Linked DNA regions of Homo sapiens: region 1 is linked to region 2. A link is a loop called in an ENCODE intact Hi-C map of the cell type or tissue named here. Cell type or tissue: endothelial cell of umbilical vein. All regions are shown on one strand. Links, peaks and the distances in the headings refer to the core of each region. The heading gives the core; the rest is flanking DNA. Region 1 has its middle 120 kb from the start of POU1F1. Region 2 holds the start of POU1F1 (POU class 1 homeobox 1).

Evidence for each region. A loop is a pair of places that touch in the nucleus more often than their neighbours do. Peaks named below come from ENCODE experiments on the same cell type or tissue, not always from the same donor. Only the 100,000 strongest peaks of a DNase experiment are listed, where the experiment ranks them.
Region 1: a loop joins it to region 2, with 5 times the contacts of the local background. A loop is called at or near these places in 1 of 110 quality-filtered maps.

Annotation. Positions count from the first base shown.
Region 1 is chr3:87,388,582-87,405,377 of GRCh38, reverse strand. No RefSeq gene overlaps it. Among named protein-coding and RNA genes, the nearest start is that of POU1F1, 120 kb to the right of the region's middle. In endothelial cell of umbilical vein, for the core only: no CTCF peak of the experiment used is centred there; a DNase peak (open chromatin) is centred at 8,017; H3K27ac peaks cover 1,602 bases.
Region 2 is chr3:87,261,940-87,278,735 of GRCh38, reverse strand. It overlaps POU1F1 (POU class 1 homeobox 1), which reads left to right and starts at 2,152. Exons shown (of 6, transcript NM_000306.4): 1 at 2,152-2,415; 2 at 5,318-5,389; 3 at 14,224-14,448; 4 at 16,501-16,665. The coding sequence starts at 2,274. RefSeq lists a silencer at 5,635-5,684. In endothelial cell of umbilical vein, for the core only: no CTCF peak of the experiment used is centred there; a DNase peak (open chromatin) is centred at 7,185; H3K27ac peaks cover 1,099 bases.

The sequences.
Region 1 (16,796 bases), core at 4,277-12,276, 130 kb before region 2:
CAGGGACAATTTGACTTCCTCTTTTCCTAATTGAATACCCTTTATTTCCTTCTCCTGCCTAATTGCCCTGGCCAGAACTTCCAACACTATGTGGAACAGGAGTGGTGAGAGAGGGCATCCCTGTCTTGTGCCAGTTTTCAAAGGGAATGCTTCCAGTTTTTGCCCATTCAGTATGATATTGACTGTGGGTTTGTCATAGATAGCTCTTATTGTTTTGAGATACGTCCCATCAATACCTAATTTATTTAGAGGTTTTAGCATGAAGGGTTGTTGAATTTTGTCAAAGGCCTTTTCTGCATCTATTGAGATAATCATATGGTTTTTGTCATTGGTTCTGTTTATATGCTGGAATATGTTTATTGATTTGTGTATGTTAAACCAGCCTTGCATCCCAGGGATGAAGCCCACTTGATCATGGTGGATAAGCTTCTTGATGTGCTGCTGGATTCAGTTTGCCAGTATTTTATTGAGGATTTTTGCATCGATGTTCATCAAGGATATTGGTCTAAAATTCTCTTTTTTGGTTGTGTCTCTGCCAGACTTTGGTATCAGGATGATGCTGGCCTCATAAAATGAGTTAGGGAGGATTCCCTCTTTTTCTATTGATTGGAATAGTTTCAGAAGGAATGGTACCAGCTCCTCCTCGTACCTCTGGTAGAATTTGGCTGTGAATCCGTCTGGTCCTGGACTTTTTTTGGTTGGTAAGCTATAAATTATTGCCTCAATTTCAGAGCCTGTTATTGGTATATTCAGAGATTCAAGTTCTTCCTGGTTTAGTCTTGGGAGGGTGTATGTGTTGAGGAATTTATCCATTTCTTCTAGATTTTCTGGTTTATTTGCGTAGAGGTGTTCATAGTATTCTCTGATGGTAGTTTGTATTTCTGTGGGATTGGTGGTGATATCCCCTTTATCATTTTTATTGGGTCTATTTGATTCTTTTCTCTTTTCTTCTTTGTTAGTCTTGCTAGTGGTCTATCAATTTTGTTGATCTTTTCAAAAAACCAGCTCCTGGATTCATTGATTTTTTGATAAGCTTTTTGTGTCTCTATTTCCTTTAGTTCTGCTCTGATCTTAGTTATTTCTTGCCTTCTGCTAGCTTTGGAATGTGTTTGCTCTTGCTTTTCTAGTTCTTTTAATTGTGATGTTAGGGTGTCAATTTTGGATCTTTCCTGCTTTCTCTTGTGGGCATTTAGTGCTATAAATTTCCCTCTACACACTGCTTTAAAGGTGTCCCAGAGATTCTGGTATGTTGTATCTTTGTTCTTGTTGGTTTCAAAGAACATCTTTATTTCTGCCTTCATTTCATTATGTATCCAGTAGTCATTCAGGAGCAGGTTGTTCAGTTTCCACGTAGTTGAGCTGTTTTGAGTGAGTTTCTTAATCCTGAGTTCTAGTTTGATTGCACTGTGGTCTGAGAGACAGTTTGTTATAATTTCTGTTCTTTTACATTTGCTGAGGAGTGTTTTAGTTCCAACTATGTGGTCAATTTTGGAATAAGTGTGGTGTAGTGCTGAGAAGAATGTATATTCTGTTGATTTGGGGTGGAGAGTTCTGTAGATGTTTATTAGGTCCGCTTGGTGCAGAGCTGAGTTCAATTCCTGGATATCCTTGGTAACTTTCTGTCTCGTTGATCTATCTAATGTTGACAATGGGGTGTTAAAGTCTCCCATTATTATTGTGTGGGAGTCTAAGTCTCTTTCTAGGTCTCTGAGGACTTGCTTTATGAATCTGGGTGCTCCTGTATTGGGTGCATATATATTTAGGATAGTTAGCTCTTCTTGTTGAATTGATCCCTTTACCATTATTTAATGGCTTTGTTTGTCTCTTTTGATCTTTGTTGGTTTAAAGTCTGTTTTATCAGAGACTAGGATTGCAACCCCTGCCTTTTTTTGTTTTCCATTTGCTTGGTAGATCTTCCTCCATCCCTTTATTTTGAGCCTATGTGTGTGTCTGCACATGGGATGGGTTTCCTGAACACAGCACACTGATGGCTCTTGACTCTTTATCCAATTTGCCAGTCTGTGTCTTTTAATTGGAGCATTTAGCCCATTTACATTTAAGGTTAATATTGTTATGTGTGAATCTGATCCTGTCATTATGATGTTAGCTGGTTATTTTGCCCGTTAGTTGATGCAGTTTCTTCCTAGCCTCGATGGTCTTTACAATTTGGCATGTTTTTGCAGTGGCTGGTACCAGTTGTTCCTTTCCATGTTTAGTGCTTCCTTCAGGAGCTCTTGTAGGGCAGGCCTGGTGGTGACAAAATCTCTCAGCATTTGCTTGTCTGTAAAGGATTTTATTTCTCCTTCACTTCTGAAGTTTAATTTGGCTGGATATGAAATTCTGGGTTGAAAATTCTTTTCTTTAAGAATGTTGAATAATGGCCCCTACTCTCTTCTGACTTGTAGAGTTTCTGCCGAGAGATCCACTGTTAGTCTGATTGGCTTCCCTCAGTGGGTAAACAGACCTTTCTCTCTGGCTGCCCTTAACTTTTTTCCTTCATGCCTTTGTAGCCGATTCGATCAACTGGAAGAAAGTGTATCAGTGATGGAAGATCAAATGGATGAAATGAAGCGAGAAGGGAAGTTTAGCGAAAAAAGATAAAAAGAAATGAACAAAGCCTCCAGGAAATATAGGACTATGTGAAAAGACCAAATCTACTTCTGATTGGTGTACCTGAAAGTGACGAGGAGAATGGAACCAAGTTGGAAAACACTCTGCAGGATATTATACAGGAGAACTTCCCCAATCTAGCAAGGCAGGCCAACATTAAAATTCAGGAAATACAGAGAACGCCACAAAGATACTCCTTGAGAAGAACAACTCCAAGACACATAATTGTCTGATTGTCGTTTTTCTGTGTGGTCAGTGGTAATATCCCTCTTATCATTTCTGATTGTGTTTATTTGAATATTCTCTCTTTCCTTCCTTATTAATCTAGCTAGTGGTCCATCTATTTTACTATTTTTTTTTCCAAAAAACCAGCTCCTGGATTCATTGATCTTTTGAATGATTTTTCGTGTCTCTATCTCCTTCAGTTCTGCTTTAATTTTGGTTATTTCTTGTCTTCTGCTAACTTTGAGGTTGATCTGTTCTTGCTTGTCTAATTCTTTCAGATGTGATGTTAGATTGTTAATTTGAGATCTTTCTAACTTTTTGATGTGAGCTTTTAGTGTTGTAAATTTTCTTCTTACCACTGCCTTAGCTGTGTCCCAGAGATTCTGGTACATTTTATCTTTGTTCTCATTAGTTTTAAAGAACTCCTTGATTTCTGCCTTAATTTCATTATTTACCCAAGAGTCATTCAGGAGCAGGTTATTTTATTTCCATGTAATTTTATGGCTATGAGTGAATTTCTTAGTCTGGATTTCTAATTTGATTGTGCTGTGGTCCAAGAGACTGTTATGATTTCACTTGCTGAGGAGTGTTTTACTTCTGATTGTGTGATTGATTTTAGAGTGAGTGCCATATGGCAATGAGAAGAATTTATATTCTGTTGTTTCTGGTGGAAAGTTCTGTAGATATCTATCTGGCCCATCTGATCCATTGCTGAGTTTAGCTCTTGAATATCTTTGTTAACTTTCTTATTTGATGATCTGTCCAATATTGTCAGAAGGGTATTACAGTTTCCCACTATTATTGTGTCTCTTTGAAGTTCTGTAAGAACTTTCTTTATTAATCATGTTGCTCCTGTGTTTGGTGCATATATATTTAGGATATTTCAGATCTTCTTGTTGAATTGAACCCTTTATGCTGTGTTTGGTGCATATGTACTTAGGATATTTCAGACCTTCTTGTTGAATTGAACCAAATATTTGGCTTAAATACTTAGCTAATTATTCTCCAAGCTTTAATTTTCTTAGCTAATATCCTAATACTCTTCTTTGCCTTTTTGTTAATCTTCATTGGTTTAGTGTCTGTTTTGTCAGAAACTAGAATTGCGATCCTTGCTTTTTTGTGTTTTACATTTGCTTGGTGGATTTCCCTGTATCCCTTTATTTTGAGCCTATGTGTGTCATTGCATGTAAGATGGGTCTTTTGAAGACAGCATACGAATGTGTCTTGTTTCTTTAGCCAGTTTGCCACTCTGTGTTTTTTAACTGGGGTATTTATCCCATTTATATTTAAGTTTAGTTTTGGTATGTGTGGATTCGATCCTGTCATCATGATGATAACTGGTTATTTTGCAGATTTGTTTATGTGGTTGATTTATCGTATCACTGGTCTGTGTACATCAGTGTGTTTTTATAGTGCCTGGTAACAGTCTTTTATTTCCATATTTAGTGCTTCCTTCAGGAACTCTTGTAAGGCAGGTCTGTAGCAAATTCCCTTAGCGTTTGCTTGTCCGAAAAGGACATTATTTTTGCTTATGAAGCTTAGTTTGGGCACATATGAAATTCTGGGTTGGAATTTCTTTTCTTTAAGAATATTGAATACTGGCCCTCAATGTCTTCTGGCTTGTAAGGTTTCCACTGAAAGGTCCTCAACTTTGTATTCTATTGATTGAAGATTGGCTCAAATATTTAGCTAATTATTCTCCAAGCTTTAATTTTCTTGTAAAACCACACACAGTTTTAGTTTTAAATACAATAGTACTTAAGCCAGGTGTGGGAGCTGACTCCTGTAATCTTAGCACTTTGGGAGGCCGAGGCAGGCAGATCGCTTGAGGTTAGGAGTTCAAGGCCAGCCTGGCCAACATAGCAAAAACCCATCTCTACTAAAAAAAAATACAAAAATTAGCTAGTTATGGTGGTGTGCGCCTGTAGTCCCAGCTACTTGGGAGGCTGCGGCAGGAGAATTGCTTGAATCTGGGAGGCAGAGGCTGCAATGAGCCAAGAGGGCACCACTGCACTCCAGCCTGGGTGACAGAGTGAGACTCTGTCTCCAAAACAAAACAAAACAAAAATAAATAAATACAATAAAAATAAATACAATAGTACCTTATCAATAAGGAATGCTGAGATATTCTACGTAAGTGACATTTTCCAAATACCTGAGGCATATGCACTGTAGTGTCCACATTTTTTTTGTATTTTATCTGTGTTGAATTAAAATGTTTATAAAACATTTTATGCTCTTTGTTGCATCCTCAGAATGAGAATACTAAACGCATTTTCTTGATGATTTTGCATGATTATTTAAGCATCCAAAGGTTGCATTGTGTGGATTAGTAATTCTGTTCTGCTTTTTAATTTTACTCTCTATTCTGTTTGTCAGGTTGCCATTTGTCACTTTTGAAGTAATTGTTGTTAATTGTACACAGGACTACTTCTTTCCTCTTCTGTTTGCTAATAATTTACTTTGGAATGAATAAACAGATGCAAAATCTTATTACAGTTGTACCTAAGTATTGCAGTGATTGAGAAGAACTTAAGAAGTAAATATCAGGCCAGGTGCAGTGGCTCATGCCTGTAATCCCAGCACTTTGGGAGGCCAAGGCAGGTGGATCACTTGAGGCCAGAATTTTGAGACCAGCCTGGCCAACATGGTGAAACCCCATCTATACTAAAAATACAAAAATTAGCCAGGCATGGTGACAGATGCCTATAGTCCCAGTTACTTGGGAGGTTGAGGCAGGAGAATCACTTGAACCTGGGAGGTGGAGGTTGCAGTGAGCTGAGATCAGGCCACTGCACTCCAGCCTGGGCAACAGAGAGAAACTCTGTCAAAAAAAAAAAAAAAAAAAAAAAAAAAAAAAAAAAAAAAAAAAAAAAAGTAAATATCATAAGCTATTTGTACACCAAATCTATAGTACACTATGATTGTAAAATACTTTTTCAATTGACTACAGCCCACGTCTGATGCATTTTCCTCTGTTCTTGCCCCAACAACTTTAGAAGTAAGATGTTAACAATAGTTAACAATATAAATAATTTCACTACGTCAAGTTACTGACTTGATAATATTGTGACTTTAGCAAATAGAAAGTATCCCTTAAATCTATTTAATACAATAATAATATTGGTTTTAAAGCACAGTTGTGAAGAATGTAGTTACACATTATATAATAAAACACCAGAAACATAAATATAGTTTCCTTTTTTATGTTCAGTCAATTATTTCAAGCAGCATCTTTTATTTGCTATTAAGCCAAATAGTAGACTGGGATTTTTCTCATTCAGACAATAAGATTGATTCACTCACTAAACTATTATGACATCATATGTTTCTTTTAACTTGAAAATACTTCATGTAACTATTTAGAATGTTCTAAAACTTTTGCAGATTAAAAAAAATAGCGAAAAGAAAATGTGTGAATAGGAAACATTGAATAGATGATCATCTCATTAGTATGCAAATAATTCATTATTGTAGATGTAGATGTTTAATGTCTTTCACCAAATAATGACTTCTGTATGGAGGACTGGGGCTTCACGGGAAGAGTGAGGAAGTTAGTCGGCTTTCTCAGATACTCCAAAGTGAGCACCACAACTTTAAAACTAGCTCCTTTATATTTAAAACACTGTCCTATGGCTGAAAACTGGAGAGTCAAAGACATAGCAAAGAATGGCTTCATATCAATTAACTCTGGTGTTAAGTCCAGAGTATGACTAAATTTGAGGAACTGTGTTTATTTTCAGTGGCTCCTCTTCTCTCTAGTTACCCTGGCCTCCACCAGAAAATCCAGAAAAATCCTCAGACTGATTTAATGATCTTAATATCTCCACTGCTGAGTCCCACGTGGCCTGGTCTAATCTTCTGCAGACACTTCAGAGCTAGAGGTGTTTCCTTTTATCCTCTCCTTCACTCTTAACCTACTCGTAGCTCATCATCTTTGTTAAGGATATTAAAATGAAGAAACATGAGGTAATACATGAATTTCCTGAAATAATATTTAATTCTATGTGTGTGTGTGTTGTCTCTGTGAATGTGTCCATAATTCTAAGAAATTGTTGATACTCTTTATCAGATTTTCAAAGAAAACCATAATCACAAAATGATTGAGCAATACCTCTTAGGTCACAGCTGACTATCGTGTGAATACAGAAAACAACAAACAGACATTTAACAAGGGCCTTGCAGATGAAATCTCTTAATTGTGAAATATCTAATAAGCCGTAAATGTGCAGATGCTCTTCCCATTTGAGTACATTTACTACTTATCCATTGCTTTGATTCAACTAATGTAAAATACATAAAACCCATTACAAATGATAGAGTGCAATGCTAAACAAGGTATGGTGAAATTATGTTTTTTCCTGGAGGCAAATTCTTTTTTGAATGGGAATTTGGCAATGCACTTAAAGGGATTAAAACAAAGTTTATACCATTTGAACCCTTTGACTTCTGGAAATGTCCTCTAAAGAAAAACTCATACATAAAATAAAAAAAACCTATTTACAAGAATATGTTCATTTAGGCATTATTTATCACAGAAAAAATAGAAATAAATATACAATAAAAGGGAAGTGTTTAATAATAAAGAAATGTGATCAGTATAAGATAAAATATATTACAATAATAATTATGAGAACTTCATAGTAACATGAAGATTTTAAGATAAATGTGAGAATTTATTAAGTTAATCTTATCATTCTCTTCTGTTAGCCTCTCATTGCTAATACAAGCATCTCAGCCCCAACCTATGGTCTTTGAATCCTCCATGCATTTTTTACTATTCCATGGTGGTGGCAGTTTGGACCCCCAAACCTGGACTTAAAAGTGTACTTTATTCGAGCTAATTCTAAATGACTAGCTTTATTACTTGTCCGATTTTCTTAATATTGTCTGGATTTTTTTTAGATAAGACCAGATATGCTTCACACTGAAAACACAAATAAAGGTAACAGTCTTACATACACAGCCTCAACAAATTTTAATTTGCTAATACCAAGAATAACAAAGACAACCGTAAACTAATACATAAACCAGTACATTTTACCAATAGCATCAATGCCAAAAACCTTAAAAAAGCATCACCCCTGAAGAATGCATAAGGAATTTCTTAAAGTTATCTTAATGACTTGTTCTTCCTGAGAAATAAGGAAAGGCAAACAAAGTTTCATTCTTACGGACTGAAAGCACCACAATGAGAAAAACATTGCTGATCTGAAAGCAAAGATGGTTTGGATTCTGGTTACTAAACATTGTCTCACAAGCAAGATAAATAGGTGAGCAAATAATAATTAGAATCTGACTTCTAATCAATGTGTATAAAGAATAAATGAAGCAGAAAAATATAATGTGAAGTATTTGCTCTAACAACCTTGAGGAGATGGACCAAGGTGCTACAGACTGGTTTCTGGAAGTGCAATGGAATGAGGGAAGAGGCAGGATGAAGAACTGATAAGCAGGGGATCTCTACTAAATGGGATCTCCTCACCTAGCTTACCCTTTTAGCATCTATGGACTAGCCCAGATACACAGAAATAAAAATGTCTTAGAGGCAACACTTTTTTTTTTTGAGATGTCATCTTGTTCTGTCTCCCAGGCTGGAGTGCAGTGGCATGATCATGGCTACTGCAGCCTAGAACTCCTGAGATCAAGTGATCCTCCTACCTCAGCCTCCCAAGAAGCTGGGACTATAAGTACACGATCACACACCCAGCTAATTGAAAAATAACAGTTTTGTAGATATGGGGTCTCACTATGTTGCCCAGGCTGGTGTCAAACTCCTAGGCTCAAGGGATTCTCCTGTCTAGGCCTCCCACAGTGCTGGGATTACAGGTGTGAGCCACCATGCCTGGCCAGGGGTAACACTTAAACTGCACTTATCACCAACCACTCCCTCTTTACAGAGAATATCTGGTACTCGAGACTTATGTCTAGGGGTAGACTCTTGGCACCATTAAATATTCCTCTTTCTGTCTGATAAACATATCTTTTTACTTTTTAAGGAGTGACTTTTAAAAAATGTTCAAACAAGCGGGAATGCTAAGAAATGATTGAGTTAAGTAGTTTCTTGTGTCCTTAATTCCTCTAGCTATTGATAAATGTGAATTTTATGTCTATAATAGCTTTTCCTTAGCCTTATCATCCCCCAGCTAAATTACAATTTTTCTTCTCCAATAAGTCCAGGTTAGCCATACATAAGAACAGCTACTACACAGAAAGCATTTATCACTCTCAGAGCTGAGGTGAACAGTTGAATCCTATTCAAGGTTTTCTAGTGTGTATGTGTGTGTGTGTGTGTGTCTTTATTGAGCCCCTGAACTTCCTGCCTCTAGATATTTTGTTATATGTGAAAAATAACCTCTACTGGGTGAATTCACTTAAACACCTTTTTTGTTGCTTGCATTCAAATATAGCACTATCAGATTAATAAACTCTATTCTTACAACATGTTAAAAGAAAAAAAGCTTTCCCATTTTCAGGCCTTACATTGGAAAAATGTACCATTTGAGATAACTCCAAGCCTGCCATGACCCCCTCTGCAGGAGGTCCACCAATGAGGAAATGGCATTTTCCTAAGCCAAACATTTTAAGTTAGCAATACATATATATGTAAACATATACTACTTTATGTGTTTATGTAGAACAATTATGTGTTATACAGCATATAACATGTTATATATAACATAATATATTATATGAAATGTATATACACAAAATAAATATGTTAAGAAAACATTGAGATTGTGGCAATAGCTGTAGACTAAGAGAACTCAAGGTCACCACCCTCAGCATCATAACTACGTGAAAACCTGAGGGAGCACACAGAAAAATGGTATTTTCTGCTCACAATTGCAGATAATCACAGAGCCTGTAAAATGGTGCAGGGCAGCAAGATAATCTGGATGCAATCAATTTAGTTTTAGTATAGAAGGCATTGCTTAGAATTCTCCTCAGGGGAGAGAAAAAGATGCATATAAGTTAAAACTGTTTTCTTGGAGAAGATACACTTTTGAAATGACAATTCTATAGCAGTGCTTTTGAACACCACAGGCTGGAGAAGATTGTACTTGGAATTAAAATTTAAAAATAAAATCAAAAGGGACACAATTCAGATTCCTTTCATGTTTATTCATACTAAATTCTGAAGTCTTAAAAATATTACAAGGATTTTTGAAATGATTTTTTTTTCTATTTTCCAAAGTAAAGATAGTTAAAACTCCCCATTAGAATATGAAGGGTCTTGATCATGAAATCCTTGCCTAAACCAATGACTAGAAGGGTTTTTCCAAAGTTATCTTCTAGAATTTTGATAGTTTCAGGTCTTAGATTTAAGTCCTTAATCCATCTTGAGTTGATTTTTGTATAAGGTGAGAGATGAGGATCCAATTTTATTCTCCTGCTTGTGGCTAGCCAATTATCCCAGCACCATTTGTTGAAAAGAGTGTCCTTTCCCCCATTTTACGTTTTTGTTTGCTTTGTCAAAGCTCAGTTGGCTGTAAGTACTTGGGTTTATTTCTGGGTTCTCTATTCTGTTCTGTTGGTCTATGTGCATATTTTTATACCAGTGCCATGCTGTTTTGGTGACTATGGCCTTATAGTATAGTTTGAAATCAGGTAATGTGATGCCTCCAGATTTGCTCTTTTTGCTTAGTCTTGCTTTCATTATGCAGGCTCATTTTTGGTTCCATATTAATTTTAGGATTGTTTTTTCCAATTCTCTGAAGAATGATGATGGTATTTTGATGGGAATTGCATTGAATTTGTAGATTGCTTTTGGCAGTATGGTCATTTTCACAATATTAATTCTACCCATCCATGAGCATGGGATGTGTTTCCATTTGTTTGTGTCATCTATGATTTCTTTCAGTTCAGCAGTGTTTTGTAGTTTTTCTTGTAGCGGTCTTTCCCCTCCCTGATTAGGTATATTCATAAGTATTTTTTTTTGCAGCTATTGTAAAAAGGGTTGAGTTCTTGATTTGATTCTCAGTTTGGTCACCATTGGTGTATAGAAGAGCTACTGATTTGTGTACATTAATTTTGTATCTAGAAATTTTGCTGAATTCTTTTATCAGTTCTAGGAGCTTTCTGGAGCAGTCTTTAGGGTTTTTAGGTAAACAATCATATCATCAGCAAACAGCAACAGTTTGACTTCCACTTTTCTGATCTGGACGCCCTTTATTTCTTTCTCTTGTCTGATTACTCTGGCTAGGACTTCAACTACTATGTTGAAGAGGAGTGGTGAGAGTAGGCATCCTTGCCTTGTTCCAGTTTCCAGAGGGAATGCTCTCAACTATTCCCCATTCAATATTATGTTGGCTCTGGTTTAATCATAAAGCAATGCTGGATTTTGTTGAATGCTTTTTCTGCATCTATTTAGACGATCATGAGATTTTTGTTTTTGATTCTGTTTATGTGGTGTATCACATTTATTGACTTGTGTATGTTAAACCATCTCTCCATCCCTGGTCTGAAACCCACTTGTACATAGTGGATTACGTTTTTGATATGCTGTTGGATTCACTTAGCTAGTATTTTGTTAAAGATTTTAGCATCTGTATTCATCAGGGTTATTTATCTGTAGTTTTCTTTTTTAGTTATGTCCTTTCCTGATTTTCATATTAGAGTGATACTGACTACATAGAATAATTTAGAGAGGGTTCCCTCCTTTTCTGTCTTATGGGATAGTGTCAATAGGATTGGTATAAATTCTTCTTTGAATGTCTGGTAGAATTCTTCTGTGAATCTGTCTGGTCTCAGACTTTTTTTTTTTTGGTAATTTTTATTACGATTTCAATCTTGCTGCTTGTGTTTGGTCTGTTCAGAGTATCTAACTCTTCCTGATTTAATCTAGGAAGGTTGTATCTTTCCAGGAATGTATCTATCTCTCTAGGTTTTCTAGTTTATGTGCATAAAGGTGTTCATAATAGCCTTGAATGATCTTTTCTATTTCTGTGGTGTCAGTTGTAATATCTCCCATTTCATTTCTAATTGAGCTTCTTTGGATTTTCTCTCTTCTTTGCTTGGTTAGTCTTACTAGTGGTCTATCAATTTTATTTATCTTTTCAAGAAACCAGCTTTTTGTTTCATTTATCTTTTGAATTTTTTTGTTGTCATTTTAATTTCATTTAATACTGCTCTGATGTTGGTTATTTTCTTCTGCTAGGTTTGGGTTTGGCTTGTTCATGTTTCTCTAGTTACTTGAAGTGTGACCTTAGTTTGTCTGTTTGTGCTCTTTCAGACTTTTTGATGTAGGCATTTAGGGATATGAACTTTCCTCTTGATACCACCTTTGCTATATCCCAGAGATTTTGATAGGTTTTGTCACTATTGTTCAGTTCGAATAATTTTTTAATTTCCATCGTGATTTCATTTTTGATCCAATGATCATTCAGGAGAAGATTATTTAATTTGCATGTATTTGCATGGTTTGAAGTTTCCTTTTGGAGTTGATGTACAGTTTTATTCCACTGTGGTCTGAGAGAGTGCTTGACATAATTTGACTTTTCTTGAATTTATTGAGGCCCATTTTGTGGCCTATCATATGGTGTATCTTGGAGGAAGTTCCATGTGCTGTTGAATAGAATGTATATTCTGCTGTTTTTGGGTAGAATGTTCTGTAAATATCTGTTAGGTCCTTTTGTTCCAGGGATACTTTAAAGAACAAATTCTTTCTTTGTTACTTTCTGTCTTGATGACCTGTCTAGTGCTGTCAGTGCAGTACTGAAGGCCCCCACTCTTACTGTGTTGCTTTCTGTCTCATTTCTTAGATCTATTAGTAATTGTTTTATTAATTTGGGAGCTGTAGTGTTACATGCATATATATTTAGGTCTGTGATATTTTCCTGTTGGACAAGGCCTTTTGTCATTATATAATGTCCCTCTTTGTCTTTTTTAACTGCTGTTGCTTTAAAGTTTGTTTTGTCTGATGTAAGAATAGCTACCCCTGCTCCTTTTGGTGTCTATTTGCATGGAATATCTTTTTCCATCCCTTTACCTTAAGTTTATGTGAGTCTTTATGTGTTAGGTGTGTCTTTGAAGGCAGAAGATAGTGGTTGGTAGATTCTTATCCATTCTGCAATTCTGTATCTTTTAAGTGGAGCATTTAGGCCGTTTACAATCAATGTTATTATTGAGATGTGAGGTACCATTCCATTCATCATGCTATTTGTTGCCTGTATACCTTGGTTTTTTGTTTTCAAATTGCATTTTTGTTTGATAGGTCCTATGAGATTTATGCTTTAAAAACTTTCTGTTTTGATGTGTTTCCAGGATTTGTTTCAAGATTTAGAGCTCCTTTTAGCAGTTCTTGTAGTGCTGGCTTGGTAGCGGCAAGTTCTCTCAGCATTTGTTTGTCTGAAAAATACTGTATTCTTTCCTTCACTTGTGATGCTTAATTTTGCTGGCTGCAAAATTCTTGGCTGGTAATTTTTTTGTTTGAGGAGGCTGAAGATAAGGCCCCAATCCCTTCTAGCTTGTAGGGTTTCTGCTGAGAAATCCGCTGTTAAACTGATAGGTTTTGCTTTATAGTTTACCTGGTGCTTTTGCCTCATAGCTCTCAAGATTCTTTCCTTCATCTTAACTTTAGATAACTTGATGACAATGTGCCTAGGTGAAGATCTTTTTGTGATAAATTTCCAAGGTGTTCTTTGAGCTTCTTGTATTTGGATGTCTAGTTCTCTAACACAGCTGGGAAAGTTTTCTTCAATTATTCCTCCAAATATATTTTAGAATATTTAGAGATCTCTTCTTTTTCAGGAACACCAATTATTCTTCGGTTTGGTTGCTAAACATAATCCCAGACTTCTTGGACACTTTGTTTATATTTTCTTATTCTTCTTTGTCTTCATTGGATTTGGTTAATTTGAAGACCTTATCGTCAAGCTCTGAATTTCTTTCTTCTACTTGTTCTAGTCTATTGCTGACACTTTCCAGAGCATTTTGCATTGCTAAAAGTGTGTCCATTTATTCCTGAGGTTTTGTTTTTCATTAATGCTATCTATTTCGTTTAATATTTCTCCCTTCACTTCTTGTATCATTTTTTTTTTTTTTTGGATTTCCCTACATTGGGCTTCACCTTTCTCTGGTGCCTTCCTGATTAGTTTAATAAGTAACCTCCTGAATTCTTTTTCAGGTATATCAGGGATTTCTTCTTGGTTTGGGTCCATTGCTAGTGAGCTAGTGTTACTTTTGGGGGTGTTAAAGAACCTTGCTTTGTCATATTACCAGAGTTGTTTTTCTGGTTACTTTTCATTTGGGTAGGCTCTGTCAGAGGGAAGGTCTAGGGCTGAAGTCTATTGTTCAAAGTCTTTTGTCCCACAAGTGTTCCCTTGATGTAGTACTCTCCCCCTTTTCCTATGGATGTGGTTTCCTGAGAGCCAAGCTGTAGTGATTGTTATCTCTCTTCTGGATCTAGCCACTCTCTGAGCTGGTACTGGGGGTTGTCTGCACAGAGTCCTGTGATGTGAACCGCCTGTGGGTCTCTCAGCCATGGATACCAACACCTGTTCTGGTACAGGTGGCAGGGGGATAAAATGGACTCTGTGAAGGTTCTTAGCTTTGGTGGTTTAATGCACTATTTTTGTGCTGGTTGGCCCCCTGCCAGGAGTTGGTGCTTTCCAGAGAGCATCAACTGTAGTATGCGGAGGAACAGGTGGTGTGCAGGACTCTAGAACTCCCAAGCGTATATGCCCTTTGTCTTCAGTTATCAGGGTGGGTAGAGAAAGACCACTGGGTAAGGCCTGGGCTAGGTATGTCTGAGCTCAGATTCTCCTTTGGTGGGTCTTGCTGCGGCTGCTGTGAGAGATGAGGATGAGGTTCCCAGGTTAATGGAGTTATGTTCCTAGGACGATTATGGCTGTCTCTAACTGTGTCATTCAGGGTTGTCAGGGAAGTGAGGGAAAGCCGGCAGTCACAGGCCTCACCCTACTCCCATGCAATTCAAAGGGCCAGTGTCACTCCCACCATGCCCCTACAACAGCACCAGACTGTTTCCAGGCAGTGGGCAAGCAGGGCTGAGAATTTGCCCCAGGCTACCCGCCTCCCAGTTGCAAAAGCAAGTATAGCTTTCCTTCTTTCCCAGCCTTTGGAATCTGCACACCAGACTCATGCCCTCCCCCAAGTTCTGGTCAGGAGACTTCTCGATCAGTTCAAATTGTTACAAAGTTCAGCTGGAGATTTCCTTTTCCTTCTGGCCTTTTCCCAGTGCCTCTGGCTGCCTTCCCAAAGGACCCCTGTGAAGCCAGGCAGAAATGGTTAAATCCCCAAAGATGTCCAGGGACAAATTTCTACCCAGTAGATTAGAAAACTGACAAAAGAGGTATCTAATGAGAGCAAGAAATTCAGAGATGATTCCAGATAAGATAAATTGATATTTAGAGATATTTTTGTAGGGATTAGCAGTATTATTTCCAGTTATTTCTGAAGTCCGGCATTATTGCTACCTTTGGGCCCAGCGAGCATCCTTGTAATACATTCTTTGTTTTCTGAAAATGTTTCTAGTTTGTTTTTGCCGTTTACAATCAACAAAGTGCTCTCTAAGATATCTACCGTTGAGGAGATAAAAATCTAACCAAGAAGACAGAAATTCAATTGTGAACTAAACAATTTGGTTGCTAGTAAGCAATCATTTCATCAGCTTAGCCTGGGGGAGTTAGAAAAGGTTAGACAGAAAAAAGTAGGATTTACTAAATGTTCACAATTAAAGTTTCAGTCAATGAACTAATAACCAAAACAATTATAACATGTGGTCCTTTTACTTAAGGATCTAACAATTTCGTTGTTAGGAAACAGAAATATAATACAATAATTAGAACAAAACATACACTTATGATTACACATGTGATTCAGACTAAGAATTTAGAGAAGGAAGAGGTGGCTATGAGTTAGGATAGTTAGAGAAACCCCATGAAAATCGTGGTCACATATCACCTTGAAGGATGTTCAGAATCCAGTTTATGTATCCACAGCATTTCCTGGGTAATTGCTAATACACCAGAGATAGTCATAAATATTAGTGATATAACAATGAAGGCAAGAATAATAAACAAGACAAGAACCTTGCCCTTGAAAAGGTCTTAGTATACTGGCAAAGATAAGTCCGTAAAAAAATTCAAAAATTAGAAAATAAATGGGTCACATCTCTTGGATAAATCAAAAATGCTTTCCATCAGTATGCAAAGTAATCACAAACTTGCCTCTTTAAAGCAGATTTGAAATTTCTTTTTCTAGTCATAGCTTCTCTCACTTGGCTTTCTGCTATCATGTGAAACTGAAGATGGAAAAAATGGGTTTTCATAAGTCAAATGAATGGTCTATTTCTTTAAAATGTATAGAATTTTTAAAAAGGATTAGAATTAAGTATACTGTTTCTTAGCACATTCTTTTTCATGAATTGTGTAAATAATTTTTAAAAATGCAATATAGAGTATTGGAAATGCTTAAGCAAAGTGTTTAGGTACATATAAATATTTCAAGGCACCCAAGACTGTCTTAACTGAAGGAAAAGAATCTAGGATTTGAAATTAAAAGGCCTGTTGTCCAATTCCGACTTTTCACTTTCTGAATACCTTTAGGCAAATTAAATTCTCTGATGCTCAATGTCTTTATTTATACAATAGAAGTAATAATAGACCTCAAAGACTTGTGGGAATAGATGGAAGCTTGAAACCCAATATTGTTATCTACATATGCTATCCAATAAAAGTAAGGTCCTTTCCCTTTATCAAAAAAAAAATCTAAAATATTTAAAGCCCAAGTAATCTCTTTTAAGAAATTCATATTTCTAGATGAAATTTCTCCTCTGAGATCAGATATGTATCATACTGCCTTTTCCTCATTTCCACTGGCATATCTCAAGAGCCTCACATTCAAGATGTTGTTCATAGTCCTCCTCTACCTGTATAATGGACTGAATGTATTTACTCCCCCACATTCATACCTTGAAGCCCTAACCCTAATGTAATGGC
Region 2 (16,796 bases), core at 3,941-11,940:
AAAAAAAAGCAGGTAGGAGAGTCAGAGAGGTGTGCCCTCATTTTCTATTCAGTCTGTCTCTATGGCCTGACTTCCTTCTTTTCTGTGAGTGCCAAGAAACTCCTGTGTCTCCTGATAATAAACAATTCTTTTTGCTTGACTTACTCCTGATATTTTACATCAAAATCATAATATAATTAATTATTTGAAAATGCAAGTTAGTAATGTTTTCAAGATGTTAAAAGTTTGTAAGACTTAAGCTTAGTAATTCTACTTCTAAGAATCTATCTTAAAGGGGTACATTCCAGATAATCCTATAGATATATTGTATCGTAGAAGACTGTAATGGAAACATTTATTTCCTGGCTTTACCTCATTTTAACAGAACAGGTGTTTAATTTTTAAAAATGATTATGGAAGAAATTCTACGATTGCAATTTAAAACTTTTTAGATATCATGGTAAATAACTGGGAAAATTTTATATTGTTTGCTAGGCAGGTTTTATGGTACTTCATAAAGTATCTTCAGTATACTTCATAAAGTATATTTTTCACATACTTTACCAACATATTCCAATGACTTTATATAACAATAGTAAAATTATTAAGGGACATTTTCAAATTACATTTTCTATAAATATCATTTAGCTTAATTTTTAACATACATGATACCCAATAAACACACTTTTATTTAATTTTCTTAACAGAAACTCCAAATAGACATACTGAAAATCACCTTTTTGTATATGTGAAGTCTGAAAATGATCAGAATTCTGCAAGGGTATAATAATGCTTTTGATTACTTGAAACTTTCTCTCATTAGAAAAGACTAATAAAGCTTCAAAGATATAGAATTCAGAATGAAAAAATATGTCATTTTTAGAATAAATATTTTCATTCCATATCTAATGATTTAGGCAAGCTTTTACATATTTTCCTTCAAAATATCAGCTGCTTACTGACAAAGTGTTCAAGTTTTTGAAAATGTCTTATCAATATTAACATGAAATTTGATACAAAGCAACCAATTCCAAATTATCTTAAAACATTCCGTAGTACAAAATTAGTGTCTACTCACATCAATAATATCTATTCCTGTTCGCTTACTTCTATTTGCTATATTACCTTAATATACAATACATAAATAGTATTTTATTTACTCATTACATACTCATAAATCATGATCATTGTAAAGTTTTGATGCTGTTATTTATCTTTGAAATAGTTGGCTGTAGCATATTATTTTTTTCATTCTCATATAAAGTCAATATATTTTGTGTGAGAAGTTTGCATCTAGTTAGCAACTACCATGGTTATCTCAGGCTTTGTGGCACAGAGTCTAGCTTAGTGAGAATGGCAAGGTACATAACTCACATAGATGTTGTGAGATTTGCATGACGTAACTGTATAAATACCTAGAATACTGTCAGCATCTAGTAACAGCTTACTAAATATTGGGTTCTTGAGTGAATTGAAATCGAGGTAAAGATAACAATTACCCATATCTTAGTTGTATTTAACTTTGGTGCAGTAGTGGTTGCGGTTCTTGCCATTAATGCAATCACTTTTGCACCAACCTATCATTACTACATTTTATCCAATTTTTTTCCATTTTTCACTTATAATATAGTAAAACTTATATTGGTTGTCATCGTTTTTAAAAGCTGTGCATTTTTGAGTATGAATCATTAATTGACAACATATTTTCTCATGTTTAGTATTATATGCTTCTCTCATAATCTTAAATATTGTTTCTTAAAATTATGTATAATACTATGCACTTCTTTTGTTTCATGTTTTATCGCAGATTTAATGAGAAGTTGTTTAAAAAAATCTCATATTTATACATTTGCAATTGTGTTAGTAGCAAAAAGATACCTACTATTTTTCAATTGATTGTGGCATTATTTTTTTGAGGGACGTGTTTTCAAAATTGTTGATTCCTCTCTAAAAGGTCTGAACTACTGAAGTTGTCAAATAAGGTTTCAGATTTCTCCCTTCCCCTCCATCTATACCCCAGAATCAGCTTCCTTCTCTGCCATGGATTATGTTTGGGGTAAAAAAGGAAGACGGTTCAGATTGATAAAGCAATACTCCTGGGAAAAGACTATTAACATGTATAAAGGGATTTCCTTGCAGTATAAATACTAGCGCGCACCCTCCTGGTGCCTCAGAGCCTTCCTGATGTATATATGCAGGTAGTGAGAATTGAATCGGCCCTTTGAGACAGTAATATAATAAAACTCTGATTTGGGGAGCAGCGGTTCTCCTTATTTTTCTACTCTCTTGTGGGAATGAGTTGCCAAGCTTTTACTTCGGCTGATACCTTTATACCTCTGAATTCTGACGCCTCTGCAACTCTGCCTCTGATAATGCATCACAGTGCTGCCGAGTGTCTACCAGTCTCCAACCATGCCACCAATGTGATGTCTACAGGTACTGACTCCTATGACAGTTTACATATGACCGGGCCTAAATATTTCAGAATGAATGCTTTGAATCTTGATAGTTAATAATCTCTTTGCATCTTTCATTTTACCCCTCCAATTTAATTTGTCTTAAGTGAAGTAAGCATTAAGCATATCTAAAAAGCCAACATGCCAAATAAATTTTAAAGAAATATTAGTAAGTGTAGTAATTTAAAATCACTGTTGGCTTTGTTGTAAGGAAGAAAATCTGTTTTCTACATAAGAAAAGAATGAACTTGGACATTTTAAATCTAAAAACCTTTTTAATGGAAATATTTATAGAATAAGGAGCAAATGAAATGAATATTATAAAATAACAATATTTAAAAGGTGCTACTTCTTTATCTTAAAGGTTTATTCGGTTGTTAAATTACATTTACTATCTAAAAACAGCTATAAACCTTATATTAAACACAACAGAACAATCTGAATATCAACAACAATGGATTTCATAGAATAAAATAGAGTTTTAATTAACATATTTTAGCATAAGATACAGAAATTATAGCAAGAAATAACATGACATTTAAAGCCCATTAACTAAGGTAAATTTTCTCAAAATTGCATTCTGAAGAGACTTACTTCACTTCTAAGTTTTAACATTTATCTCACATAACTTTTTAGAACAAAAATTAAACCTAAGAATTCACAGGCTCAACACAATCAGCCAAATACATATGTTTTGCCAGTGTGTTCATTCTTTATGCAGTAACAAAGTGTTTTAGAGTTGATTTACAAATGGAGAAAGACTTGAATTGGGTAAATTTCTTCCATTGAATAGCAATATAATATTCACTTTCCACTTGTTTTAAATGCAATTTTTCTCATATTTAGGAATGAAATTATATACATTTAGAAATCAAAGTTTGAGTTGATACATTATTCTGATTTGAAGGATTTAAGCTCTATCTTTTGTTATTATTAAGCATTTTCTAAATACATGCGTAAGTTTGGCACCAATCTTCTGGTGGATTTTAAAGAATCTAGAGGTCAGATATTTAGACTTTGGTAAAATCATTTAATGTAGAGATTTTTCAATATTACCTTTTAAATTAAATTTCAGGAATCCGCCAAAGATTTCTGTAATTTAATTTAAAGGGTAATACAGGAAGTATCCTCCAACATAATTTTTGGAAGACACAATAGTTTTTATCAAAAATATATGCTATAAATAAATCTAAGCAATTACCACATAGCTAATCACATATTTTAAATAGTAGGTCATCCTATAGATTGAGAATAATGAGAATAATACACTATTTCTGTGTTTGAAGATAATTTGGCCAGCATGAAAATACAATTCAGAATCGAGGTAATAATCTAGTAAAATCTAATTTTATACTCAAAATGCCATTTATTTACTTTAAAATAAGTAACAATTTATTTAGTAAATTAGCCTATCCTGTATTTAACTTCCTAAAATCTGAAAAGCAAAAATTATTTAAGCCTTAAAATTAAAAAAGAATTATAATTAATAAAAGTGACCTACAAATGTTTTAAATGATAATAGCATTGATTTATAATTTTTTAATGAAATTTGAATCATATACATCTAATTGTCTAAGGAACTATTATAGAAACACTGACTTTAATGGGAACACTTGAGTATTAAATATGTTTAATGATAATTTGCTTAATTTTGGAATGCACAGTAATGCATTATATGTAATCATTATATTGCAAAATGACTTTAGTTCTTTTGAGCTATTAATTATAAAATAAAAATGTATACAGATTTTTAAAAATTAAAGATTTTTCTCTATTTTAAAATAATTTATTTTACTTTATGAAGAAAGGCATGTCTTTAATCACTAGTTTGTATATTGGTATTCTCAAAGGATTCTAACCATACTTTATAATATCTCATTTATTCAAGAAAATTAATTTATGAAAATTAACCAATATATTCAGAATATGAAGGAAAAAATTGAGAAAATAAAATATATAAGGAAATATTGGTTTTATTGTCAATATTTTGTGCTCCCTATCAACTTGATGATTTGTGTTTAAAACTTGATAAAAGTCTAATAATTCCAGTTTACTTCCAAAATACACATTGATTTCCTGAAGCATATAACCATTTATGAACGGTTATGTTTATGTACGGCTTTATGGCTTTATGGATATTAAGTCACTCAATGAATGAACTCATTTTTTGACCAGCTTTATCATTAGAATGGTTGTATCAATTGTGTATATGCAGACAACTAACAACCTCATGGTTTCAACATCAAAATAAATAGATCATATATTGTTACAGGTTTTTAATAGCACTCTGAATGCAGTGAGATTTTTATGATTGTATCTAATAAAAGGCTACTTGCTCTGCCATTTCCACTTTGATGAAACAAATTTGTTAGACAAATAAGCAAAAATACGCTGTTCAAGAGTGAATTTCTGTATTCATTCATACAGACTGCTTTATAATACCATGCAACACAAGAATTTTAAAGGACTATTCTTCTAGTCGGCGAGTTGCAATGTCTGCATTGAACAGAACCAACAAGCATTCTGCAACTCCCAAAGGGCCAAGGTCTAAATTGGTCAGTCACCCCTTCACGGGGCACTCGTAGCCATAGCACAGAGCACAGGATAATTAATGAAGTCCGTTTTGATGATTTATTATCTCGTTACATGAGACAAACTTTGATCCCCCCTAGTTTTAACCTACTCGTCAGAGAACTTACCCAAAATGAGAAAAACATATTGGCATGTAACTTTAAGAACCACATAAATGTGTATTTTTGAAATAAAACGAATGTGTCTTGAATCCTTATACATTTTCTTACCAGTCCCATCTATTTTGTCTTTGATCCAAACTCCTAAATGTTTGTGCACACATTTCTCGGTGACAACGTTGGGAAACACAGCAACAGGACTTCATTATTCTGTTCCTTCCTGTCATTATGGAAACCAGCCATCAACCTATGGAGTGATGGCAGGTAAGAAAAGTTGTCTTTTACATGTTATTGAATTTGGGGACACTTAGATGGATTTTCTGGGCCTGAAAGAATTGTGATCAGAGTGTGACATGAAATTTGATTTCTTAACTTTGAAAATTACTGTTAAAAATCACCACTTCTTGTTTCCTGCTCTGTGACACCCACAGAGACCATAGGGGTTATACCTAATTTCCCTACTTACGTATCTCTGAACTGCTGTGCTTCTTGAGTTTGCTTTGTATGGTTTTTATTGAAATTCACTATCGTCAAACTGTTAGTTGTAACATGATGCTATTGGTAGGCTTACCTTCACTAAAAATATAGTAGCTACTAGACACGTGTGGCTATTTAAATTTAAATGTAAACTAGGTAAAATAAAACAAGATTTCAAATTCAGTTTCTCAGTTGCACTTGCTACATTTCAAGTGCTCTATAACCACATGTGGCTAGCGACTCCCATATCAGACAGCACAGGTTTACAGAACACCCCCCCTCATCATTATATTTCTTCTGGACCTTTGGTCCATAAACATAAATAAGACATTGATTGAAGCTAAGAGTGATTGGTAGGGGCTTTAGTGATAGCTGTTTCAGGCTTTAGCAGCCCTTTCTGAATTGCTTCTGAGTGAGTCTTAAGTGAGATTGAAATCATTGAAGTTACATACTTTTCTCCTATAGGTAAGTGAAGTATGACTGTATCAATTATGGCTACCTGCTTATTGATCCTTCTATAAAGGCATTGAAGCACAGTTTTTGAGGAATGCGTAGATCTGGCTTATGAGATCTATTCATCAAAAATTCTTGTTTAATTTCATGGCATGGCCACATAAGATTTTAATTGTTTTTAAAAAGTACACAGTTTTATTATGCGCAGGATTTTCATTTGTTGGTTTATTTTTAAGATAGCTTTAGGAGATATACCTAACGCTAAATGACAAGTTAATGGGTGCAGCGCACCAGCATGGCGCATGTATACATATGTAACTAACCTGCACATTGTACACATGTACCCTAAAACTTAAAGTATAATAATAATAAAAGAAAAGAAAAGAAATTCTTTGATATTTTATCTTTATTACTACAGCAGGAAAAGAATTCTTATTGATGACAAACTGTGTGAGTAAATGTGTGTGTGCGTGTGCATGGTGTGTGTGTATGTGTGTGATACTGAGGGAAAAACTGTGGATAAAGGAATCACTTATTAGGGAAATCTTTTCTAATTGACTTGTGTTTTGTTATGATACAGATAAGCAGTAAAAAAAAAAAACCGCAGACAAATATTGATTTATTCCTATAATTTTCAAGTAAAATGGAGCAAATAGTTTAATTTTAATTAAATTGTTTAACCTTTGATATCTCAAAATTTGTCCATGTAAGACTAAATAGAACATTAAAACTTTAAAATAATAATCCAGAAAAATATGAGCTTCTCCTACATTCTATCAAGCAACATTCTGAATAAACCAGTATCCTAACATTTATGGTTAAATGAAGACTGGTGTTCTTAACAATGACCTGTAAATCCTGACGTCTTTTTTTAAAAATTAAGAATTAAAGCCATATTTTTTCTTCCTCTCTGAAAATTGATTATTTATGATCAACATGCTTAATTAGTATTCATGGTTAATGAGAATAGCCCTCCTCAATGATGAACTACTGTCATTATAAAATAGTAAAATAAATGCGTTTAGCTACTGGAGGTGCGGGTGGATTGCTTTCTGTGGCCTTTACAGCATTTTGATTATGAGACAGGAAATGACAAACACATGCCACTGTTTCCTGGAGGAAAGACCTTACAGTTCATTTAGAGGAACTCCCAGGAACCAAGGTACATTGTTAGTTTCTCTCTTAACCCAGCACAGAGGCAGTCCCTGCCAGTTGATTGAGGTTGGCACCAAGATTAAAACCAGTCACAGAGCAGGGGCCAATAATCTCTGGCCCAAATACCTTCAGATAATTTTTGCTACCAACTCCCACCCTGCCTAATCAGAGAGGGCCACCACTGGCCTCGGGAGTTTGCAGCTGGCCTCAGAATTCTAACACCCTTACTGCTTCCAGGACTGGAGCCAATATGCCAATGTTCACATTGAGAGTGTTGGCAGCTCATGTCTTTCTGATACAAGTTTCCTCCAGCATGAACTCAGCAAACCCTCTTCCACGAACCTCTTCCTCATTTCAATTAAAATGTAAAGACCCCTGGAAGAGCCTTTCAAAATGATTCAAAACCCTGTCTTAGTGACATCAAGAGCAGAAGACTTACACCAAGGTCTGGAGCTATCACTGTGGTCTTAAGATTAAATATATTCTGTGACTGAAAGAAAAACTCACCATCACAAGCACAAAGATATTTGAATATTTTTGAGAGGGATTGTTAAATCCCTCTCAAAAATTTTGTTAAAATGTGATATGCTTTAAATGTCAGAATGTCTATATTGGGACATAATTCAGTATTAGCATTTGCTTCATGAGAGATTAGATCTTAGAGAATCTGAACTCTCCTGACTTTATCCCCAGTAAAGCTGCATAAATTGAGTTACAAAATACAGCAATTCAGAAATAAGAGAGAAAAGGTAAATAAGAGACAAATGTATAAAGTACACAATAGAAACCTTATTATGTCATCTGAATTTTCTGAGAAGTCTTAAGTCATTAATCAAATCAGCCCCTTGCACACAATCCACAGAAGTGTCTTAACAACAACAACGACACGGTGTCACATACTCTATATAAAAGTGAAGCTACAGGAAGAACTATATTTCTAAAATATGTGAAATTACTTTATTTTCATATGGTTATTTCATTACTCATACTCTGATGCTTACATTTAGTTTGAGCATTTCATTAAATTAATAACTCACAGGAAAAGAAGAGCTATAACTAATATTTTGTCAGGTTGGTAGGTAGAATTTTAATGATCAGATGAATCCACTGTACGTAATAGTCCAGGTGCAGGCAAAATAAAGAGAATGACTAATTGGGAGTAATGAATTATCCATGCCATTAACTAATTACTAACATTGTTCAAGTGATTAACACCTCTGAGTTCCAATCTCTTCATATCTACGTTGTGGTGGGTACTACAACTCTACTGGGGTTGAGTAGTAGCAAATTTGTGTCAGCTCAAAATGATTTCTCTTTTGCCCTTCTCTTCACGTACTCTTGCAGCTAAATTCCTTCTGTCCTTTCACTCCTGAGAACTTAGAGAATTCAAATCAACACCTTACAGTACAAATAATAGAAAACCTAGAATTACAGATGCTGTTCAAAGTCTCTCCTAGATAAACACAAAACAAAACAAAGTATCAAAAAAAAAGTTCTCAAAACTCTGACTCTTGGGTTTCTGAGATTGTTTCTGTTCTCCAGTATCTGAAGCAGAGTACAATTCAGGAAACAAGCTCAATGGGGGTTCACCCTTTCTGCTGTCCTGTGGAAACAGCAAATCAACCTCACTGTAATAAATGTTAAACCCACCATCTTTACATGATGTAGTGGCCAAACCAAGAAGTAGTGTGAAAGTCCTTGCTTTAAAAGTTAATTTCAAGGGGAAAACAAAACAAAACAAAACAAACAAACTTGTTTAAGTCCCAAACTCTTGGGACTTAAACAAGATGATGAGCATCCAATTCTTTTTCATGAGAAGTGGATATTAAAAGAAAAGATTGTTATGGCTGAAAATATTCTTGCTGCCTGGGCTAATACAGAAGAAAACGGAAATCAGCCTGGCAACTGACAGGGAGAAATAGTCTAGTCTATTTTTGGAACCCATCTTTTCATTTTTTGAAATTTGAAATTTTTTTTTCTTAATTTACTTCTTTTGTTTAGTTCTTTGTTTTATTTGGCCCTAAATTGTTCTGGTTGTAACAACTCTAAGGAAACAAGTAATTCTGAAGATCTTTTGCTTCCACATCGTGAAAGGTCTTTTGGTAGCAGTAACATGATGTATTTTCACTTCCAGACTAGGGGTTGGCAACCCTTTTCTGTAAAGAACCAGACAGTAAATATCTCAACCTTTCTAGTTTTTGTTGCAACTATTCAACCTGTCATTGTAGTAGGAAAGCAGTCACAGCCTGTGTGTAAAGAAATAGGCATTTCAAATTAAACTTAATTTACAAACACAGGCAATAGGCCCCAGTTGTACACGGATAGGATTTACCAATGCACAAGAGTGAAAAGATCACAGTGGAAGTTTATAATTTCCTTTGAATTTTTATGCCTAAGCAACAGAGGGGAATATATGGAAATATTCAGATACATGTTCCTGTGCATGTTACAAGCACAGCAGGGTGGCGTATTTTACTATGTCCCTCTGCTTCCCCTGTTTGTTTTTTTAAGGCATCAAGCCAGTAACGTGAGATGATGTTGTCAGCTAACCACATGCTGCAAAGATCAATTTGCCCCATGCTATGGTACATTGAGTCAGCGCCTAGTAAGGCATCCCTATCTCTGACCCCCATTGCCTGCTTTAAAAGATTTACCTCTGTTCTTCTCTCTCCTCTGTCACACAGAAATGCATACATAGCAATTTAGAAAGGCTCTGGTGAATTAATCTTCAATGTGAAAATGTATTTGGAACTACAGTGTGCAAACACTTCTGAGCTATGTGTGTGTGTGCTGTCCAGGCCTCAAGATAATTTTTCTTTATCCATGTTTCAGAAAATGTTGATGAGACCTCTGTCACACATGACTCACAACATCTTTTATCTTATTCCTACTTTTTGCAGTAATCTGGGTTTTAAAAAGATTTGAAAAACATATTGCTATACATATCATCCCAATCACTCTCCACACTCCCCCAAATGCAGGCTCAGATGCTAGAAACAGAGGTTCGTTTGGCTGTTCTTTTAAATTGTTGTGATGAAATTCTGTGTGAAGTTAGTTCCAGGAAATCTGTGACCTTGCAGATAATTGTAGATACTTTCATGCAATGAAAAATGAAAGTGAACCAGGTGCAGTGGCTCACAACTGTAATCCCAGCACTTTAGGAGGCCGAGGCAGGCAGATCACCTGAGGTCAGGAGTCCGAGAATAGCCTGGCCAATGTGGTGAAACCCTGTCTCTAAATAAAAAATTATAAATAAAAAATAAATTAAAAAATATAAAAATTAGCCGGGTGTGGTGGCAGGCACCTGTAGTCCCAGCTACTAGGGAGGCTGAGGCAGGAGAATTGCTTGAAGCTAGGAGGCATAGGTTTCAGTGAGCCGAGAGCACTCCAGCCTAGGGAACAAGAGCGAGACGCTGTGTCAAAAAAAAAAAAAAAAAAAAAGGGAAAGGGAAAAAAATAAAAAATGTATCACACATCACATTTTCCTTCTTGTTCTGGATGCCAAACCTTGGAGCATGGTATTTTCTGTGTACTTTTCATGGATTCCATTCAAATTTGTTTTCTGCGTGTCCACTTTCCCAGAGTACTTACAATGTATAAACTACCTTTCAATTTTTGTGGCTGGGTTCTGTGGCTTATACCTATAATTCTAGCACTACAGGAAGCTGTGGCTGGAGGATTGCTTGAAGCCAGGAGTTTTGAGACCAGCCTGGGCAACATAGTGAGATCCCGTCTGTGCAAAAAATTTAAAAAAGTAGATGAGCATGGCGGTGCATGCCTGTAGATTCTACTTAGGATGCTGAGGTGGGAGGATGGCTTGAGGCCAGAAATTTGAGATTGCAATGAGCTAAGATTTTACCACTGCACTCCAGTCTAGGAGACAGAGTGTGACCCCATCTCTAAAAATAAAGAATAAATAAGCAAACAAACAAATAAACAATTTTACGGAAACAGGGATGACACACTTTATATATATTTTATTGTAATATTTTTGTGGAACAGTGTTTGTTTAATATAGCCAAAGGTGTTTAAATGCAGAGAAAACCTTTTAAAGAGAAGTTATTTAATTTGCCTGAGTATAGACTGCCTGGAGAATGAACCGGGCAATGATTTTGATGTGGCTTACTGCAATGCTTATTAGACTTTAGTTCTGGTTTAAACTGCAAAGTTAATTCGTTGGGCACTGGAGGCAAGTTATTTACTTTCTTTCTACTTAAATTTCCTCCATTGTAAATTATGGGGAAAAATATATATCTTTCCTGACTCATTTTTTGTATAAGGATAAAGATGATAACAAATGTGAAATTAACACGACACAAAGTGTTGCATAGAAGATTTGTAGCAGTACATAATTATGATCAGCAAGAGAAATTGAAAATAATAATAATAATTGATAACAAATTTAGACCTTTTAGTATGCGTAAGTAAAAAACACACAAATTTTTTATATAAAATAAACATAATTTGACATAGGTTAAATGAGTTATCTAAAGTGTCTTAAAATATGTTAAATGTACAAAATCTAACAGTAGCCTGGCTTTTCTTTGTACTCTTTCTCAGGGTATTTTATCATTAAATGTATTAAGTGATACCTGATGGACCTAAATAATCAAAGAAGTGAAGGTTTTATAAATATATGTGAGAATCAATTCTGAAAGCATAAGCACAAAACAAGTCTTCAGATAAATATGAGATTAAATAAATGATAACATAAATGTCATCAATTTTCTTTTACATCTATTAGTCCTTCTTTTAATTTAGCAGAAAATTAAAATTAATAAAAAGCTAAAAATAAACCCCACGGCAATAAATATTTTCAAGAAAAGCTATATAATAAAAGAAAAGTTGGTAAAATTGCTTTTAAAAATGTTCTCTTGTCTGATCAAGATGCCACACAATAAAGCATAAAATGGATAGTTAACTGACTTTTACAAAAGTAAACCTGGATAATTTTGGTTTGTAAAAGTAGCAGGAATTTTTTAAAGACAAAAATAATTTCTTTCACATCTTTTCCCAGCTTTAGAGCAGATAAATTTATGTTATGCTAATTTGTTTAATCTCTCATTTGTATGTTTACTTTGTTTTAGAAAAAATAATATACCCTATTAGATATAATTACATATTTATAATTACATATTTTTATATAAATTTATAATTATATATTTATAATTACACATTTATAATTATATATTTATAATTACATATTTTATATAAATAATACATTAAATTAAATTTATATAAAATTTAATACATTAAATTAAATTTATATAAAATATAAATTTTATATAAATAAATTAAATTAAATAAATAACTACATATTTATGATTACATATTTTTATATAAAAAATATAAACCAACAATTTGCTGAGTTACGGTATTCTTTGCTCATTATATATTGATATATTAATGTAAGATTTCTGTATTCTGGAAAATATATTATTACTCATGTCTTTGATTTGAGAATGTATGTGTGGAGAAATTATAGGTAGCATGAACTCTTGATGCATTTTTTTCCAGTAAGTTTCTAAGAATAATTATTGCATGTATTCCATAGTAATTTATTTTAAAATATTTATATTTATAAGAAAATGATTAATTACTCAATATTTTTATATAAAAATGTCTTGCTTATACAATCATCCTTCTATGTGGCACATTGGTTCCAGGACCCCCAAGGATACCAAAATCTTTCGATGCTCAAGTCCCTGGTATAAAATGGTGTAGTATTTGCATATAACCTAGGCACATCTTCTACCTTAAATCATCTCCAGATTACTTATAATATCTAAATCAATGTAAATGCTATGTAAATAATTGTTATACTGTATTGGGTTTTTTATTTGTATCATTTTTATTCTTGTGTTGTTATTTTTTACTTTATTTTTTAAGTGTATTTAATTCATGGTTGCATCAATCCATGAATGCAGAACCCATGGATATGGAAGGCACACTAGACATGTCATTTAATATAAATTGAAGTAGAATCTTTGTCGATAAAAATTGTAATGTATTGATAAAGAAAACAAGAAACAAAATGTGTTGGAATTTGGCTTATATACTGTCCTCTCACCTATACTTCCCAACTGAGATAGACTCTTCCAATGAAAAAGGAAATCTGGAAGCAATTGTGTAATAATTTCAGACCTTTTTACATTTTTTGTGATTTAACATATCCACTCAGTAGAGTCAATGCTTTACCATTTATCGGTAATCACTTATCATATATAAAGTTGCAAACTTTCTTGCTTCTTATATTTGCTTTTCCTTAAATAATAATCAAGAAATTATTCTATTATATTGTATATTTTTCAAGAAATCTTGTTAGTGACTTTTTAATAGAACTTTTAAGGTTACCTTTTGTTAATATTTAATCACTCCTCAAGCCTATTTAGCCATATTAATATACTTTATATTCTCATCATTCTCTTTCTGCCTACCTTCATTTAATTAAAAAAGATGTGATTATTTCTTAATAAAATCAAGTTTTTACTGATTAAATAGTGGGGCGTTTTTATATTGTGAAATCAATTTCCCAATCACAAGAAAACTTCTCAGCATAGCACTTAGCCGAAGCATTTAGTGCCATGATCACAACAAACATCACCCATTATTTATTCAATGAATTAAGAAAACAGAGTTCAATGCATAGACTCTGGTTAGAGTTCAACCTCAGATTCCCAGGAATAGGTGTCATTTAAGAGAAAAACATGATAGAAAATGTATGCTTCTGAGAGAAGTTGTTTGTTTCTATTTTAGTTATTTGCAGTCCCCTGCTTCTTTCCTTTAACCCTATCTTTGGTTTTGCTGCTCTGGAGAAGGTAGAAGACAAATAATCTCAATTCTACTAAGCTACTTTGACTCCTTCTTCGGAAGACTGAATGTAAGGTAACCTTGTAAGTACTGAGACAGGCTAGAGCAGAATAATGGGCTAAGTCAGGCAAAACCCTTTCTTATATAGAAATAAGGAGAATGACAAATGGTCTTTTTCATTTTATTTCTTTGTTTACTCACAGGTAGTTTAACCCCTTGTCTTTATAAATTTCCTGACCACACCTTGAGTCATGGATTTCCTCCTATACACCAGCCTCTTCTGGCAGAGGACCCCACAGCTGCTGATTTCAAGCAGGAACTCAGGCGGAAAAGTAAATTGGTGGAAGAGCCAATAGACATGGATTCTCCAGAAATCAGAGAACTTGAAAAGTTTGCCAATGAATTTAAAGTGAGACGAATTAAATTAGGTATGTGCTTGTTAAAGGCAACAGGAAAAAGAACTTGGTTTGCAAATCTTTATTGCTGTTAAATCTCTTATATATTGCTAAAAAGTACAAGATGATTCTCATTCTTCATCTCTACTGTGGACGTAGTTAGTCGTTATGGAAATCCTCCAAAAACATTTGTTTCCTTATAATTTCTTAAGAGCCTAAATACATAATTTTTAAATTAATAATACTCTTTCAAAACTTACCTCAACATTAGTTTTGAAGTGCCCATTTTTATCTATATTTTATTTGAAATTTTGAATAGGCCATACATTTATATGATTCAAAAGTACAAAAGAGTATAAGTGACATGTATCCCTTCTGCTTGCTTTTTCTGTATATCGTTGTTAGTTCCTTGTGTATCTTTCCAATGATATCTCATGGATATATAAGTAAATATATATGGAAATATATGTATTGTGCCAAACATATGTATTATTTGAAGTTTTCAGTAGTAATTTTTCTAGAGCTCCTTTTCCTTTGTGGGGCTGTCAAGTTCCACTTTATGAATATACTGCAATTTATTTGACCAGTCCTCTACTGATGAAATTTAGGTGGTTTCTGATCTTTGGCTGATAAAAACGATACCACGATGATTAACCCTATAAATGTTATTTTGCACTCATATAAATATATGCGCAGCAAAAATGTTAGAAGCACAATTGCTTGATCAAAAGTATGTGTACTGGTAATTTTGATAGATGTTATCAAACTGGTCTCTAGAGAAGTTGTACCAAATTTTACTACTACCATGAGAATCTTTTTCACCATCCTCAGGCTATATAAACTCCAAAACGGCATGAGTTTTTAAAATCTATTTCTTTTTATTTTCTCCTTAATGATATCTCCAGCATCTAGAAGAGTATAACTATAACACAAAATAAATAAATGGTGGTTGAAAGAAAAAATATGCTGTTAATCTTTTAGATCTTTGCAAATCAGACAGGTCAAAGTGACATCTCACTGTTTTTTCATTTAAAATTTCTTTTATTATGAGTGTAAAGTATATTATTTAATATGCTTGACAATCATTTATATTTCCTTTTCTGTGAACTATCTGTTCAGAGCCTTTGCTCATTTTCTACTGAAGTGTTTTTAAAATAAAACAACTATAACAATTGACTTTGGTTAAATTGCATAAAATTGTGTATTTTTTTAATGGATTGAAATAATAGTTCAAACCTCTGCACTTGCAGAATGAACAATAGATAATGTAATAAGAATATTTATTGATGGGCATCATATGCAACCATTTTATACATATAGGTATATAGCCTTAGGTCCTGAAATAATATGTAGCTATTACATGTGATAAGCACAGTAGTAGGAATCTTTGTGAAATTCATTTTCAGTTTTCTATCTATATTACTGTGAATGTTTCAAATTATATGTTATTTCAGCTGTACTCTAAAAATGTTTGCGACAAACAATAAGGATCATTAGTCTGAAGACAGAGGCATTATCAAAAACTATAAAATGGGCTCAGAAGTATACATGAAATGTGTAATCATAGCCTCTTAATAAATATGGTTTTAGGGAAAGTGACATAATTCTTAGTTTTATTTAGTACCCTTCAACAATATCATTGAATCTTTTAGAGTTGAAATAAGAATGTTATGATATATAACCGTATATTTTATGCATTATAGTTAATATATTAAAATTTTTTGAGCATATATTATTTGATAACTAACAATAATGATAAAAAAGCCATAATTTTCAAGTGCCTTATGAAGTGTTTAGGACACACCTAAACACTGGTTAAATATTATGAATGGCAGATGTTTCTATCTGAATTCTTTCAGTGACTAGATAAAAGTAATTTATTAACTAGAAGAAATATGTTTTGAAGTATTGCACAAGTACTTCAAAGTATAATGAATCTTACTAAATAATTCTGATTTGCCAAGAATATATAGTTAAAAAATAGTGTGTAATAGTTGACAAAGATACACAGATTTGTGTGACAATGAACCAAAATTAACATTTCCTGGAAAGTTGGAGCTGATGGTCTTTATTGTCCCTTCACAGGATACACCCAGACAAATGTTGGGGAGGCCCTGGCAGCTGTGCATGGCTCTGAATTCAGTCAAACAACAATCTGCCGATTTGAAAATCTGCAGCTCAGCTTTAAAAATGCATGCAAACTGAAAGCAATATTATCCAAATGGCTGGAGGAAGCTGAGCAAGTAGGAGGTACTAAATTGTGTCTCTGAAGGCTGTGCTGTGTTTTAACCTAAAAATAATGGCTTCAATAAGTAGGATTAATGCTAAAGCAGGAGGTTTGAGGGGTTTTTTTCCGCCTTTTCTCTTTGAGATGAAAAATA